Linked DNA regions of Homo sapiens: region 1 is linked to region 2. The links are chromatin loops, found by intact Hi-C in ENCODE. Cell type or tissue: heart left ventricle. All regions are shown on one strand. Links, peaks and the distances in the headings refer to the core of each region. The heading gives the core; the rest is flanking DNA. Region 1 overlaps SLC44A3 (solute carrier family 44 member 3). Region 2 overlaps CNN3-DT (CNN3 divergent transcript).

Evidence for each region. A loop is a pair of places that touch in the nucleus more often than their neighbours do. Peaks named below come from ENCODE experiments on the same cell type or tissue, not always from the same donor. Only the 100,000 strongest peaks of a DNase experiment are listed, where the experiment ranks them.
Region 1: it touches region 2 in a loop (5-fold over the local background); 1 of 110 quality-filtered maps calls a loop at or near these places.

The regions. Positions count from the first base shown.
Region 1 is chr1:94,891,406-94,899,741 of GRCh38, forward strand. SLC44A3 (solute carrier family 44 member 3) reads left to right here. Exons shown (of 15, transcript NM_001114106.3): 14 at 876-1,112; 15 at 3,413-3,841. The coding sequence ends at 3,517. CNN3 (calponin 3) reads right to left here. Exons shown (of 7, transcript NM_001839.5): 6 at 7,966-8,112; 7 at 5,552-6,678. The coding sequence ends at 6,337. Among named protein-coding and RNA genes, the nearest start is that of CNN3-DT, 31 kb to the right of the region's middle. In heart left ventricle, for the core only: no CTCF peak of the experiment used is centred there; no DNase peak of the experiment used is centred there.
Region 2 is chr1:94,942,719-94,951,054 of GRCh38, forward strand. All of the region lies in intron 2 of CNN3-DT (CNN3 divergent transcript), which reads left to right. Among named protein-coding and RNA genes, the nearest start is that of CNN3, 20 kb to the left of the region's middle. In heart left ventricle, for the core only: no CTCF peak of the experiment used is centred there; no DNase peak of the experiment used is centred there; H3K27ac peaks cover 1,857 bases.

The sequences.
Region 1 (8,336 bases), core at 255-8,254, 51 kb before region 2:
ATCCCATGAGGTATCCCTACTTTGCAGAAGAGAAAATGAAGGTTTAATAACCTTTCCAGGGTACTACAATAGGTAGAGCCAGAATTTTAATCTTAGTCTTACTCTCTTACCTGTGATCAGTTCTACCATTCTGATTCCCTCTTTTTCAGGTCTAAAATGAAAATGCTACTAATCTCAGAAAATGAACGTTTGTGGGTTTCTCATTAAGAATATATGGAAAGAGTATTGAAACCTGGACTGGGCACAGTGGCTCACATGTGTAATCCCAGTATTTTGGGATACCGAGGCAGGCAGATCACTTGAGGTCAGGAGTTTGAGATCAGCCTGGCCAACATGGGAAAACCCCGTCTCTACTAAAAATACAAAAATTAGCCGGGTGTGGTGGCGGGTGCCTGTAATCCCAGCTACTCAGGAGGCTGAGGCAGGAGAATCACTTGAACCTGGGAGGCGGAGGTTGCAGTGAGCCGAGATCACACCACTGTACTCCAGCCTGGGCAACAGAACGAGACTCTGTCTCAAAAGAAAGAGGGATGGTTTCTAAAAAAAGTTTTAAAGTGAATAGGCTTATTTTGGTGTTAAGTGAAAAAGCAGAATAAAAAGCTTGTGAGATATTATTACATTTATATAAATACAAAAGCTAGGCACAGATAAAATTACATATAACCTTCCTACTCGCCATTAACTGGGTTTCCTTTTGATACAGCTTTTCATTTTTTCCTCTATTTCATTCTGCCAAAATTTCTGACAAGCATTCTTTACAATAGTGCACACACACGTTGCACACAGGAACGTATATTAAACCATTACTTGTAACTGACAAAAACATCTAAGCAACTGATTCATAAAGATTTTCAACAAACTCTTCTTTTGCACAGGTGTTAGTGGTGTGTTTCACTGTTTTTGGAGGACTCATGGCTTTTAACTACAATCGGGCATTCCAGGTGTGGGCAGTCCCTCTGTTATTGGTAGCTTTTTTTGCCTACTTAGTAGCCCATAGTTTTTTATCTGTGTTTGAAACTGTGCTGGATGCACTTTTCCTGTGTTTTGCTGTTGATCTGGAAACAAATGATGGATCGTCAGAAAAGCCCTACTTTATGGATCAAGAATTTCTGGTAAGCAAACATTTCATTTCCAATTGCAATCTCCATGCTCGCAATCTTGAAAGTTTTGTAAAGCTGCACACACGAAAGAGGCTCATACCCAGCCTCTCTCTTCTAGAGGGCTCTGAGGCTTCTACTACCCCCGGGCCTGAAAGTGGGATTTGCGCTGAACTCTCCAAGGCTGAACCCACCTCCCTTTCTGAGAACCTTCTCCCTGAAGAAGTGAAGCTGAACAAGAATGCTGATCAGATGGATTCCTAAGTAGCAGCAGCACTTCTTACCCTGGGCAGAAGATGTCCTGAACACAGTAGTTCAGCTCCCTTTGGTGCTCATGGCATGATCTGGCCTTTTGGGTGGTCTAGAAGTTTAACAGTTGATCTTTTTCTAAAGCATTTTTGCATCTCCAAGCATGATGTTCATACCCACTATATTAGGGAGAGCACACTTGTGTGCTCCTCTGTGCCAGTATTGACAGATCTGCAATTCTCAGGCCCTTTATTAGCCCAGGCACACCAGTGTGAGAAAAGCCACACCCTCAGCGGAGCGCCCATACTGCTTATATCTGGAAATAGCAGGCAGCTGTTTGCAACAGCCTTTGCAACACAGTTGTTGCTTATTTGCCTTATCCTGGGTAGACAGGGATATTTTAACAGCTGAATGATGTCTCATCTCTTTTCCTTGTCTGAGTTATATGATATTTGCATACTTTTCTTTCATTCTGTTGCCATAAAAATTAGGTGTTAAAGCCCTTTTAGCTTTAAACAGAGCATTTAATGCACTCTTTGGTTCAGCAGGCACTCAATTTTTTAAGAACCACTTCTACAATTTATAATTAATGTATCCTCATCCTTCTCCATATAAAACATAAACTACAAATTTTACTTTTTTTTTTGAGACAGAGTTTTGCTCTTGTTGCCCAGGCTTGAGTGCAATGGCGCAATCTCAGCTCACCGCAACCTCCACCTCCTAGGTTCAAGCGATTCTCCTGCCTCAGCCTCCCAAGTAGCTGGGATTACAGGCGTGCACCACCACGCCTAATTTTGTATTTTTAGAAGAGACGGGGTTTCACCATGTTGGTCAGGCTGGTTTTGAACTCCTGACCTCAGGTGATCCATCTGCCTCGGCCTCCCACAAGTGCTGGGATTACAGTTGTGAGCCACCGCACTCAGCCAAAATACAATTTTTACTTTTTACTTGTTTATTGACTTATTTGTATGTACTCTAAGGAAAGTGCTTATGATGGTGGTATGTAGCTAGCCAGGTCTCCATCCCCTGATTTACTTTTCCAGTTAAAAATCCACCTTGAAATCCGGGCACTATGGCTCACACCTGCAATCCCAGCACTTTGGGAAGCCAAGGCAGGTGGATCACATGAGGTCAGGAATTTGAGACCAGCCTGGCCAACATGGTGAAACCCTATCTCTACTAAAAATACAAAAATTAGCCAGGCACAGTGGCAGGCGCCTGTAATCTCAGCTGCTTAGGAGGCTGAGACAGGAGAATCGCTTGAACCCGGGAGGTGGAGGTTGCAGTGAGCTGAGATGGCGCCATTGCACTCCAGCCTGGGCGACAGAGGGTGACTCCGTCTCCACCACCTCCCCCCCAAAAAAAATCCACCTTGAAATTTACCCCTTAAAATAGTTTTTTCAACAGAAGAAACTTTCTTAAGGATCCAGTTATCTGAAATTTAAGGCCAAGAACTTGTAAATGGCTATCATTGGGACTCAGAAATTGATACTCCATAATATGGCACTTTGACATGCTGAACTGAAGAAGCCTCAAGAACTCTCTGACCTTCTCCCAAAGCACAGGATGAAGCTGTCATCTGAATGAAATCCCCTTATCTGCCTAAAGTCCAGACCCACCAAAGAAAAAAACCACCTCTGGCCCCTTCCCTGAGTTTTCCATTAACTGGACTTATATAGCAGAAACAAAGACTAAATTCAGTCAACACACCTGGACAGACTTTTGTCACAAACCACTGTCCTGTGGGCCCAACAGACTTTGTTCCCAGCCACTAAGTGTTCTTCAAGCTCATTAAACTCCCCTAAAAGTAATTCACCACCCCCATAAAATCATCCACACTTCCCCATCTCCCTTTCCCAAAAACAGAATTATCTGTACCCCATTTAGACACTCACTGTGATTCTCCCCTGTGCTACTTTATATGCCATTTCTCCTGTTAATCTGCCTTTTGTAAGTTAATTCTTCAGCAAACCGTCAGAGGGCAAAGGAGAAGTTTTCCCTCGGCCCCTACGTTATCAACAGTACAGACACATAATACTATTCTAACTTGTTCTTTTGTTTTTCAGAGTTTCGTAAAAAGGAGCAACAAATTAAACAATGCAAGGGCACAGCAGGACAAGCACTCATTAAGGAATGAGGAGGGAACAGAACTCCAGGCCATTGTGAGATAGATACCCATTTAGGTATCTGTACCTGGAAAACATTTCCTTCTAAGAGCCATTTACAGAATAGAAGATGAGACCACTAGAGAAAAGTTAGTGAATTTTTTTTTAAAAGACCTAATAAACCCTATTCTTCCTCATTGTCTTTGTCATTATTGTTTGACCAGGTAACAATACTGGAACTATATTAGTTTACCTTTTTTTGTACAAATTAGGACAGAAAAACTCTTCTAAAACCATGTTTATATGCATCAACTTACAAAGTACACTATGTAAGAACTGAGGTAAGTTTGTAAGTGCACAACTAATAAATAAACCTTTTTAAGATAAGGATTTTGTTAGCAGAAATCTCTGGATTTTTTTTTTTAAAGGGACAGCATCTCACTATGTTCCCAAGGTTGGAGTACAGTGTCTATGCACAGGTGCCATCATAGCTCACTGCGGCCTCCAGCTCTTAGGCTCAAGTGATCCTCCTGCCTCAGCCTCCCAAGCAGCTGGGACTACAGGCATGCCACCATGCCCAGCTTGGAAAGTTGCTTTTATACAGAGTAGGATACTTCCCTACTCAGCCAATCCTGGAAATATGCTAAATGGATTAACTTTTCAAAGTACAATTCTTAGATTTGGTGACAATAAAAGCCAAAACTGTCTACTCTAACATGAACTACCACCTGAACTGGGCATGTACAGGAGAGGCAGGAGTGTAACCAATGATTTAGTCTGTGCACATGCTCTTCCTTTTTTTCTGAATACTCTTCCTCCTCTTTGCTAATGGCAAACTCCTACTTATTCTTCAAAACCCAGCTCTGATAGCATCATGCTTCTGCAATGCCTCTGAGCAGCATTACTTGCCCTCTCTTCTGTCCTTTTCCTCCATGCTCTTCTCTGATATGACTGTGAATCCACTTTCTGTTATGTCTCTCCACCAGATCACATTCCGTGATGGCACACACAATTTATCCAAACTCCTGATACACAAGCACTCCTCTTACAGCAGACATTCTGGAAGAAGTGGTTTTCAACCACAGCCCCACCTGAGAAATTACCTGGAGACAGATTTTTAAAAATACTTCTGCCTGGACCTCAGAGATTTATGTAGATGGGAGTGAGGGGAAGAGCTTTTCGTTTTTAAAACTCTAACCAAATAGAAACATTTTAACATGTTGATTGGCAGCCTCATGGGAATCAATCTGACTTAAATGGCAGGGCAGGTAGTGTGATATAAGGCTTCCCTTCCCTAAACTTTGAAGAGTCAAAGATGACAAGGAAAGCCTTAGAACTCAGGTCTACTTTAAATGCAATGACTTTTTTCTTAAATGCCACCATTGAATTAGGTTGACTCCAATAGTTTCCTTTACAAGCAGTTTCCCAGAAGCATTAAACCTAGTCATTGTGGAATGATGAGCAAATAGCCTTCACTTTTGTGGGCTCATCAAACCATGTGTATATACTCCTCATCTCTCAGCAAAAAACAGACGGTTTTCGCCCCCAAACCTAATAGAGCCAATCCTATTAGAAGACATGGCTTGGCTGAGACAATGTCGGAAAGTGTGAGTTACTAATTTTCTTTTAGTGACTGCATTTTTGTCACTATGACACCTAGCTATTGTTTGTCCTTCCCTCTGTCAGGACTGAAGGTTTATGTTTCACTATAAACCCTGGCTTATTACCAAGCAGCACATCCTATGGCTGACCTAGCATGTTTCTTATTCATGTTTACTTACCCTAAGATAGGAAAATTCCCCACCCCTCCTGTCAATATTCCTAAAGATTTTAAGATTATTCCAAGTTGAATTTAAGATGAATCTGGGCCAGCCAAGTCAGTGAAATAAGCAAGGGTCAGAAAATGATTAGAATTCTGTCATTTACTATGTGTAATGGTTTCCTAAGCCTCAATCTCCTTAAGCATAGAGTGCAGTGTTGTGTGAAGTAAATAAAATGTTAATGTACCTTGTAACAGTACCTAGGAAAAAGGTACTTAAAAAAAAATCTGACCCTACCTATCTAGAAGCTAGCCAGAAAATAATCAGCCTGTGGTTCATATGAAAGTTCAAAAAAAATATTTATTTATAAAAAATACAATGGGATAAGTTTATGCTGAGAAATGCAGCAATAAATACAGTTGAAGAAAACAGAGCAACTCTACATTGATACATTGGCACAAACAGGAAGAGCAAATGCATCACCCAGGCCTAAATGTCCACAGGCCACTTTTGTACATGCTCTTTTAGAAACACCACTCTGAAAAGATCTTGTTCGCTAGGTAAGAGAATGAGTACACATATAATCACAAATGCACACTGATCATGACTTTATTTAAAAATTAGCAAACAATACTGTAGAAACATTGATATGTAAATTTCTAAAATGCTGCATCTTAAATTTAGTTGGCAAAGACCACATTTAGCAATAAGCATGAGTTTAGTCTTCCATGTAGAAACCAGATACACTAAACTGTAAAAAAAAAAAAAAAAAAAAAAAGTTTCCTATTGTTTGAAAATACCAGTTTAATATAAGATTGTAAAAATGCATAGATTTTTGCATAAAAGAACTGGCTGTACAAGAGTACTCCCCTTTCACAGTATTCCTTTTTACTTCATATGCGAGTTATTGATTATGCTGTAGGATTTAACTATTACAGCACTAAAAGGCAACTATTGAGGGAAGAGGCAGAAAAAGGAAAAAGGAATGTACGTAAGGCAATTTTTCTTAAAAGTACAATAAGCTTAATAGTGTTTTAGGAAGACAAGATAAAAATTACTCAAGGCTAGCTTGGTTCTCACTGAATAAAAACAAAGGACTAAATACTGAGCTCCTTCTGTGTGGATCTAATAATCAATGCCTTGGTCGCTATATTGGTAATCTCTGGGGTAGTCATCCTGGTACTCGCCATGATACTCATCAGGGTATTCTGCCTGATAATCACTATCACTGATTTCCGAACCATTTGTTCCTGTTCCTTGGCTTCCGTTGTGAATGACAGGTTCTGTAGGAGCAGCACAGTATTTGGGATCATATACTTGCCGCCCAAGCCCATACACACTCATTCCTTTCTGGGAAGCAACTTTGTTGGTACCCATCTGTAGGGAAATTGTCGAGTTGTCCACCGGCTGTAATGTTAGCTTCTGATCATAGATGTCTCTTCTGGTACCTGGTGCTAACATCCCTGCCTGGTATTAGAACATAGTATAAAAGTTAAAACAGCAGCTAGAATCTATTCTTGTGAATAATTTATAAATTATAGAATTCACATTGAATATGAACAGTAATACATGAACTTTCATTTGGTTCAGGGGTAAAGCTAGCTTAACCAAAATATCCTGATACCGAATCACTTCCATGAAGCAATATTCATTGGCTTTTGAGCTAGGTGAGACCTTTCTTCAAAATCCTTGCTCTGCTATAAAATTACTATGTGGCCTCAAACACGTAAATTTAGCTTTAGGTTTCTCAAACTGCAAAATGGAGACATTACTACCTACTCTGGATTTAAGAGAGAATGAGACATAAAGAATGTGAAATCATAATGCTTCCACACCAGAAAGTTCCATGTGAATGCCCATGGGGACCACATACATTATCTGGGTTACCAATTTCAAAAATTTATAATATATTCAACAGAAACTATGTTGAGCAGATCTTAAGGACTTGAGTCTTTTCAAAAGGCTGAGATACAGAAGAACCAGCCACTTCACAGCCACTCCCCTCTTTTTCAGAGTACAGTAACTCATACTTCATCTCTCTACTTACATCAAGCACACACTTCCAGGTTCAGAGTGGGTAGAAAAGTAAACGTGAGTGGCAGCTATGAGAGACATAATGCCGCACCCGGTAGGATGTGTTCCATAAGGGCAAAGTTTGATAAATCTCCCTTGGACTCGGTAAGAAAATGTTTTTCAAACCCTATCCCAGCTGTTGTTGGATGTGAGACCTGTCTGTTCTCAAATGGTTGTTGAACTTCCTTCTGAGGTGCTGGTGATCTATTTTTAACAAGGAAATATTTCTATCTTGGATGTGGTATACTGGTATTTTCACCATGTTGCATTTCCATCTCCTTATATTGACACATCTAATAGGAATGCTAGTTAAATCCTTCTTAGTGGAACACCAGGTAATTTTACCTATTAATTAAGGGCTCCTTAAAAAAAAAAGTCAGCATTTAAATGAGCAATATTTTACTTGGATTTTGGAGCAAGAACACTGTAATAAACATATCTTTTTTTCTGCTGGCTAGGTAGAAAGGCCAGCTGTTCTAACTGCCAACAAAAACCACGAGACACATCATGCTTTTGCTGCTATCGAAAAGGTCTTTTGATTATTTTGCTTTCCCAGCAAAGTCCACATTCCTGAAGGAATATACTCTAAATAAACTATACAAAAAATACCTACTTTAAACTTCTGGTTAATAAAAATAAGGTAAGTGTACTCTTGTACACGTATAAAAAGGTATTGCTTACCTGGCTGGCTCCTTTATTAGTGCCCATCTGCAGACTAATTGTGGTCTGGTCAAAAGGTTTGTCAGTTTGCATTTTGGGATCATAAAGATGCCTCCTAGTCCCGTAAGCTGTCATACCTGCCTGGCTGGCACATTTGTTGGTTCCCATCTTTTAAGTTAAAAATAAAATTGCACAAATTATCAGATGTCAACAATATACACAACACAAACAAAACTTTCCATGCTACCAAAAAGACAGAAGGGGCACAACCGACAAGTTACTGAGCTGAGGCTCCAGTCAACTCTTCTATGTGTCTACAAACAAATTTCAAGTGCTAACTTTAAAAAGAAAATTTTAAAGTCACTATAGATAAAAACTCATACATAGAAGAA
Region 2 (8,336 bases), core at 120-8,119:
TTCACATAGAATGTCTCACTGACAACTAGGTTGGCAAAAAGGGCTCTCAAATTCCATGTTCTAGTCAGTGGCCTGCTTTTAGTAATTCAGTAAAGCAGCTGTATCCAGAAAACCTTTTTTTCTATGGTCCTCTTTCTGTCTTACTGTCTTACCTGGCTCCCTCTCACCGAGCTGATCAGTCATCTTCTCCAGGAAGCCTCCTTTGTCCTGCTACTCCGTCTGGGTAAATACACACTTCTGGGTTCCCATGACTTTTAGTTTTTAATCTATATAATAGAATTTAATGCCCTGTATTACAATTGACTGTGTATGCTCCTTAGATTTAAAGACTAATTCTTTTATTACTGTGATGACTGTAATAAAAGAAAAAAAGTAAGAAGAAAGGGAGGGTGTGTGGTGACATTGATAAGAATTCTCTCCAGAGCCCATTTTTTAGAGTCAGATCCATTTGTGTCAAACCCAGCAACACCAATTATTAGTTGTGAAGCTTTGAGCACGTTACTTATCTCAGTTGGGTCTCTTGACCCTGGCACTAATCATTTGCTTAATGAAAGAATAGTAATCATTATTAGAGGCTTGATTAATTATGATAGCATGACTCTGTGCAGGCACTGTTTTCAGCACTTTTTACAAATTTCCCTATAACCTAACATAACCCTGTGAGGTGAGTAATGTTATATCCCTTCCATAGATAAAAATGAATAAACTGTGGCCCAGAGAGGGTGACCTGCCCAGGTTAGTCAGAGGGGTTCCAGGGTCCATTCACTTAACTATTACACTCTAGTTGCTGGCTGCAAGGGAGAATAGGGGAAGAGAGACAAGGATGAGCTCAAAGAACCCCCTGCTTCCATCAAGAAAAGCGTCCTTCGCCACTCTCATTTCATTTACTGGGAATTATCCTGCCAATACCCCAGAAGTGCCGGTCTTCAGTCTAACATTCCTTCTGTTATGGTCTGAATGTTTGTGTCCCCTCAAAATTCTCATTGAAATTTAATACCGAAGGTGATGATATTGGGAAGAGGGGTCTTTGGGGGGTGATTAGGTCACGCAGATGGTGCCCTGTGAATGGGATTAGTGCCTTATAAGAAGAGGTAAGAGAGCTAGCCTGCCCTCTTTACTCCGTAAGAGGATACGAGAAAAAGTTGGCAGTCTGCAACAAGGGAAAAAAAACCTTCATCAGACACAGGATCTGCCAGTCCTCGATCTTGGACTGCGCAGCCTCCAGAACTATGAGAAGTAGATGTTTGTTGTATGAGCTTCTCAGTCTATGGTAATTTGTTAGTGATGTCCATGCTAACTAAGACAGAAATTGGTACTGAGAAGTAGAGTGCTCCTTTAACAAATACCTAAAAATGTCAAAGCAGCTTTGGAATTAGAAGTTTCAAAGTGCATGCTAGAAGAAGCTGAGATTGTCATGATGGGATGTTTAAAGTCAATTCTGGTGAAGGCTCAAAATAGTAAGAGAAGAGCTCTAGAGGAAGCTTTTATATTCTTAGATAATATATAAGTAATCATGGACAGAATGTTGGTAGAAATAAGAATGATAAAGGCCATTTTGATGAGGTTTCAGATAGAAATGAGGAGCACATTATCAGACAATGGCCAAAAGGTGATCCTTATTATAAAATGGCAAAGAATTTGGTTGAGTTGTGTTCATGTTCTAGTGTTTTGTGGAAGGTAGAATTTGTGAGTGGTAAAATGGATATTTAGCTGAAGAGGCATCTAAGTAAAGTGTTGAAGAAGTGGCTTGGTTCCTCCTAACTGCTAACAGTGAAATGTGAGAAGAGAGAATGACTTAAAGATGGAATTTTTAAGCAAAAGGAACTGGAACATAATTATCTGAAAAATTCTCAACCTATCTGTATTGCAAAAAAAATATGAAAAGCACGTTTGGAAGAGGACACTCAGGGTGTGTGGCCAAGAAACCATTCAATAAGGAGATTAGGTGTGAACCATGAATTTACTCAGCTCCCCACAGATAAACTGACAGTTTAACTTGAAGGGGAAGGAGAGGGAAGGAATGAAGGAAGGATGTCAGAAGTCTTGGATTTTGCAGGACAGTACCTTAGAGCTATTTGGCTGCAAATGTGCACTATTCTCCAAGACAAGGGAAGAATGACCATGAAAGCGATTCACAGATCATCAGGGCTGCCTCCTTAGTTTTGAAATGAGGAGCTGTCGCCTTGTTTTCAACAGGTCAGATGATCCTCACTCAAAGCTGTGCAGGCTTGACTCCAACCTAGCAAGACCTTTGGGGGCAGGACCCCTGCCTGTCAGAGCCACAGGATAGGGACTGCAGCCTCAGTGGGTGTGGAAGGTGAGACTGCCACACAGCGGGTCCCAAAGGCAGGACCGTTTCTCCAGCAGGCCTGGAGGGCAGAGTGCAGAGCTAGGAGACTTAGGAACCCATGGAGTTTGCCTTGCTAGATTTGGGCTTATTTGGGACCCGTCACACCTTCCTTCTTCCCTATTTTTATCTTTTGGAATAGGAATATCTACCCTATGCTTGTTCCACCATTGTATTTTGGAAGTACATAACTTGTTTGGTTTTATAAGTTCACAGCTGGAGAGGAAATTTGCCTCAGTATGAATTATATGTGGAGTCTTACCCATATCTGATTTAGATAATACTTCAATGAGACTTCAGACTTTAGATTTTGGAGTTGATGCCAGAATGAGTTAAAAATTGGTGGTGAGGCTGGGGAGCTGTTGGAATGGAATGACCAAGTGTATTTTGCATTTGAGAAGGACATAAGTTTTCAGGACCATGAGCAGAATGTGACAGACTAAATTTTTGTGTCCTCCAGAAATTCATATGTTGAAATCTAATCCCCAGTATGGTGGTATTTGGAGGTGGGACCTTATTAGGTCATGAGTATGGAGCCCTCATTAATGAATGGGATTAGTGCCCTTATAAGAAGAGATCAGAGAGCTAGCTTGCTCTCTCTACTCCATGTGAGGATACAAAAATAAGTCATCAGTCTGCGAGCCAGAAAGAGGGTCCTCACCAGAACCCAACCATCCTAAGCTTGAACTTTCAGCCTCTAGAACTGTGAGAAATAAATTTCTGTTGCTTATAAGCACCCAGTCTATGTTATTTTGTTAAAACAGGAAGGTGACGAAGACACCTTCCTTTTTTCTCAAACTCTCTCCTAGCTACTAAACAGATCTCATATAAACACACTAATTATGTCTGTTTTGCGGATCTAGCAGGAAAACACAGCTCCGAATACTAAAGAGCCTTTCTTCTTTATTTGTGACTGTCATCTTCTCTGACAGACCAAGCAGCTTTGGAAGATCTGTGTGGGAAAACAAGGTCACCACCTAGCCAGCCAGTCTATCTTCACACTCACAGGAGACTTTATTAATTGACAGAGAGATGTCAGTTTCTCTTCCAATTTCTGAAATTTCCTTTTCACTCACTATTCCATTTAATGCATAGGCTTGGCTTTTACACATTATACATAATTTCCTTCTAAAATAATTACACAAATACCTCTAAGAATGGTGGGTCTCAATATAGAAGCATGGTCAATAAAGTAGATGACCCTCCGCTGAAAATGACCCCCCGCTGAAAATGACCCCCCAACTTTACCCCCACCCACAGTAGCCCCCGTAGCTAGGCTTGTATTCTTTTACCCTCCCCTCTAAGTTTAGCTGATTAGAAGTCTGAAGATGCCCCAATCGATCCTCTTACCTGGGTATTTGAAGTTGAATTTCTTGTTTGGTCACTTAAACTGAGGTCTTATAAATTTAGAGCAATCTTATACGTAGAAAAACAGAGAAAGCAGGTTTAAAAGTTAGGTTGCAGGTTCTGGCTTCCTCAATAAAATCCCAATATAATACTAGCTCAAATGAGATCTATGTTTCCCTCTTATATAAGAGTCTGAGGCTAAGCAGTTGGGTCAGGGCTAATAATCACATTAGCTCCATGGAGTTGGGGACCCAGGCTCCTTTCACCTTGTTGCTCTGCCATTCTCCACCTGTAATTCTATTGCTAGGTTAAAGACAATTACTTCAACTCCTGCCATCTTATTCACACCCAGGCAGCAAGGAGGGAAAAAGAGGAAAGGAGGCGCCCATTCCTTTCTATTTAAGAGTGTAACCTGGAAGTTGTACATATCATTTCTGCCCATATCACATTGGCTAAAGCCTAGTAAATGCCTACAATTAACAGCAAGGGAAGCTTGGAAGTGCATCTGTCAGCTGAGTGGCCAAGTGTTCAGCTAAAACTCTCTTTTCAGAGAAAAAGGGGAACAGTGACATCATAGGTACAACAAGCAGCCTCTGCTCATCTCCACAGATAAAACTGATCTCCAGGAAGTGAGCACGAAGTTGAGGCTCAGAATAAAAGCAGCTGTGAGAGACTTGGGGCCTCCAAGAGACAAGGAGAGCAACACTGGTTCCTGTTAGCATCCAGTTCTTGGGTTTTATCCCTCATTGAGACGCAGAAGCTTTCCTTCCCTTGTGTATAATAAATTCCTGGCTTTGCATAAGCCAGCCCAAGTGGCCTTCTGTTCCCTGATACCAAAACGTCTTGTCTAATACAAACTCATTATATGCTCCTGGAGGGCAAGGGTCACATTTTACTTTTTTATTCCCGACCCAGGGTTTAGGTAGTACCAATGCTCAGTAAATAAATACTGATTTGACTTAATGTATTGCCTCCTTCTGCAGCTGGATGCATTTGCTATCTGTCTCCATCATTTTTTGCCAGTTATAGAATGTAGGCCTCCAAATTCCCTCAAAAAAACAGAGAAGGTGGAGTCATGAGGAGATCAAGAAATGTCTTAATTTGAGAACTGAAGAGGAAAATACTAACAGTTTTGGCACAGCTCTTCCCTGAAATCTGTCAGCACTAAGGGAAGGGCCAGCAGCAATAATACAGCAGCAGTCTTCATGGCACTGTCAGGCAAATCAGGAGGGCTACAAGGGCCTGCTTCTCTCCCCTGTGTGGACAAATGCTTGTGGCTGTGAGTTAAATACCAACGCAATCAGCTCACTCTCAAATGAAACTGCTCTGGCCCAGACTTGGAGAACAGTCTTGCATGAAACTTTTTTTTCCAGTGTTTTAAATTTAACCAGCTGGAAAGAAGTATCATTTTATTAAATCTTTTTGGCCGGGCATGGTGGCTCACGCCTGTAATCCCAGCACTTTGGGAGGCCAAGGCAGGCAGATCACCTGAACTCAGGAGTTCAAGACCAGGCTGGCCAACATGGCAAAACCCCGTCTCTACCAAAAATACAAAAATTAGCCAGGCGTGGTGGTGTGCACCTGTAATCCCAGCTACTCAGGAGACTGAGGCAGGGAGAATTGCTTGAAACCAGGAGTCAGGGGTTGCAGTGAGCTAAGATTGCGCCACTGTGCCTGGGTGACAGAGCAAGACTCTGTCTCAAAAAAAAAAAAATCTTTATAAAATGAAAGATTTGCTTTTTTTTTTTTTTTCTAGACGGAGGCTCGCTCTGTTGCCCATGCTGGAGTGCAGTGGCACGATCTCGGCTCACTGCAAGCTCTGCCTCTCAGGTTCATGCCATTCTCCTGCCTCAGCCTCCCAAGTAGCTGGGACTACAGGTGCCCGCCACCACACCCGACTTATTTTTTGTATTTTTAGTAGAGACGGGGTTTTACCATGTTAGCCAGGATGGTCTCGATCTTCTGACCTCATGATCCGCCCACCTCGGCCTCCCAAAGTGCAGGGATTACAGGCGTGAGCCACCAAGCCCAGCCTGAAAGATTTGCTTTTTTAATGGGAAATCTGCATTCTATCAAAGGGATAAAAAATAATGCTCGACTAGTTCATTTGATACAAAGGCCAGCACAACACTACCCAAATACATGCTTTTGTTGATCATCTTTGACAGAAAATAAAGCACGGGGTTTTGAGAGGTTTGCCTAACAAGGGCTTTTAAGCTGCATTCTGTGGTATCATAATAAAAACTGCAGGGTTCATGTTAAACCAAATAATTTTACATGTCAGCCTGGCATGTAGAAGGTATTCAGTTAGTTCTTGCTGAATAAGTATATTTCAAACTGTTGCTGAAAGAATAGTCTAGAAACATCTATATGTGATACATTCACATTTGACTCTCAAACCATACAGAATTCGTTAGTGAATACCAAAATTAGCTTCACAGACACTGGGAAGGAAATCAAGACTATTGGGGAGGGAACGGGGTAGAAAGGGAGGTGTGTGGAGTAGGAGTGGGACCCAGGGAGCTTTTAGTGTACAATGACCGAAAAATTGTAAATTACCGCATTGCTGCCTTCTGCTTTATACCAAGTTTGTCCAACCCGCAGCCTGCGGGCTGCATGCAGCCTAGGATGGCTTTGAATGTGGCCCCACACATATTTGTAAAGTTTCATAAAACATTATGAGATTTATGCTTGGGCCTTTTTTTTTTTCTCATCTTATGTCATTAGTGTTAGTGTATTTTATGTGTGGCCCGAGACAATTCTTCTTCCAATGTGGCCAAAGGAAGCCAAAAAGATTGGACACCCCTGCTCTATACATTACAGTGTATAATTTTATTTTATTTTATTTTATTTATTTATTTTTTTGAGATGAGTTTCACTCTTGTTGCCCAGGCTGGAGTGCAATGGTGCAATCTCAGCTCACTGCAACATCCGCCTCCTGGGGTCAAGCGATTCTCCTGCCTCAGCCTCCCGAGTAGCTGGGATTACAGGCATGTGCCACCATGCCCAACTAATTTTGTATTTTTAGTAGAGACAGGGTTTCTCCATGTTGGTCAGGCTGGTCTCGAACTCTCAACCTTAGGTGATCCGCCCGCCTTGGCCTCCCAAAGTGTTGGGATTACAAGTGTGAGCCACCGTGCCTGGCCTACAGTGTATAATTTTTACAGCACTAAAGACTCTTAACATTTTTATAATTTTAAAGAAGGGTCACTGAAGACACAATGCTGCTTGGAGCGTTTTTATCCCTTATTCATTTAAGAACACTTTTTCAAATTGTATGTTTCTGAGTCATTTTTTTAAAATGATATGTTTGTTTACCTACATTAAATTAGATGATGCTGTGATACCACTCTTTCCCAAATAAATGTGTTTCCTTTAGAGATAACTAGTTCAGCCCATCCCCGGGTTCAATGAGTCACTAAGAGGACTCATAGGACTCAGCCTACTATCATGTAACACTAATGGCTATGATTTATTTCAGCAAAAAGATAACAAGCAGAATCAGCAAAGAGAAAAGGCATCTGGGGTGAAGTCTGGGGAAAACCAGGCACAAGCTTCTAAGGCTCCTCTGTCAGTAAAATCACAAAGGATAAATTAACCCCCCAGCAGCAAGTTCTGTATGTGAAAACAGGTGTGAAATGTTGCCAACCAAGGGAGCTCATTAGAGACTCGGTGCCCCACGTTTTTACTGGAGCCTGGTCATGTAGGCAGCCCCAACCTGGCACATATGGAAATACTGGCTTCCCAGAAGAAAGCAGGTGTTCAGCACAAACCACATTGTTTGCACAAACAGTCTGGCACAATGAACCACTCTTATCAGTTAATGGTGGGAACCCTTGCAAAATCTCAGTTCTCTCCCACATACCAGCCAAGGGCCAACCTTGCAAGCCTGCCTTTTCACAGGCAGTAGTTCGGGCCTGTTATGTTAATTATTTTCTGCACAATATCATCAACAGAGTGTCAATAATCATGATAGTGACATTTACAAGTTTGATGGGGTTCTTTTTGCCCCCAAAGCTGATGTCTAGTCCCTTTCTTTATCATGAAATTAACATTTATGGAGCCCTTATCACATGCCAGGCACATGGTTTAAATCTTTTAATATTTACAGTAAATGGGTCCTGTTTTTGTCACAGTTGTACAGATGAGAACATTTAGATCATATCATTTAGAACATATCATTAGACTTGCCCAAAGTCTCACAACTAATATTTGTAGTGCTGGGATTGGACCAGGAGGGCCTAACTCTGGAATAGGCACTGGGGAAGTTCTCAACAGTTTCACCACACACCTTCCCTTTCTTTTCTTTCGTTTCTTTTTTCTTTTTTTAATATGGTCATCAAAAATAATTACACATTCACACACACACACACACACACACACACACGCACACACCTATATCTCCCCATACTGTATGGACAGAACACAAATACAACCAGGTATATAACCTGGTGCAGACTGGCCTTCCAATATGTGTTGAGATGAATGAATAATGAAGCACAACATCTGAATGTCTAGCATTTAAGTACCGCATCCTTAAAATATCAACATCATGTCAACTCCTGAAACTCAGTAGAAGGACCCTAATGAAAGAAAACCTAGACAAGCCTCACCAATAAGTGCTTTAGTTACCTGTCCATTT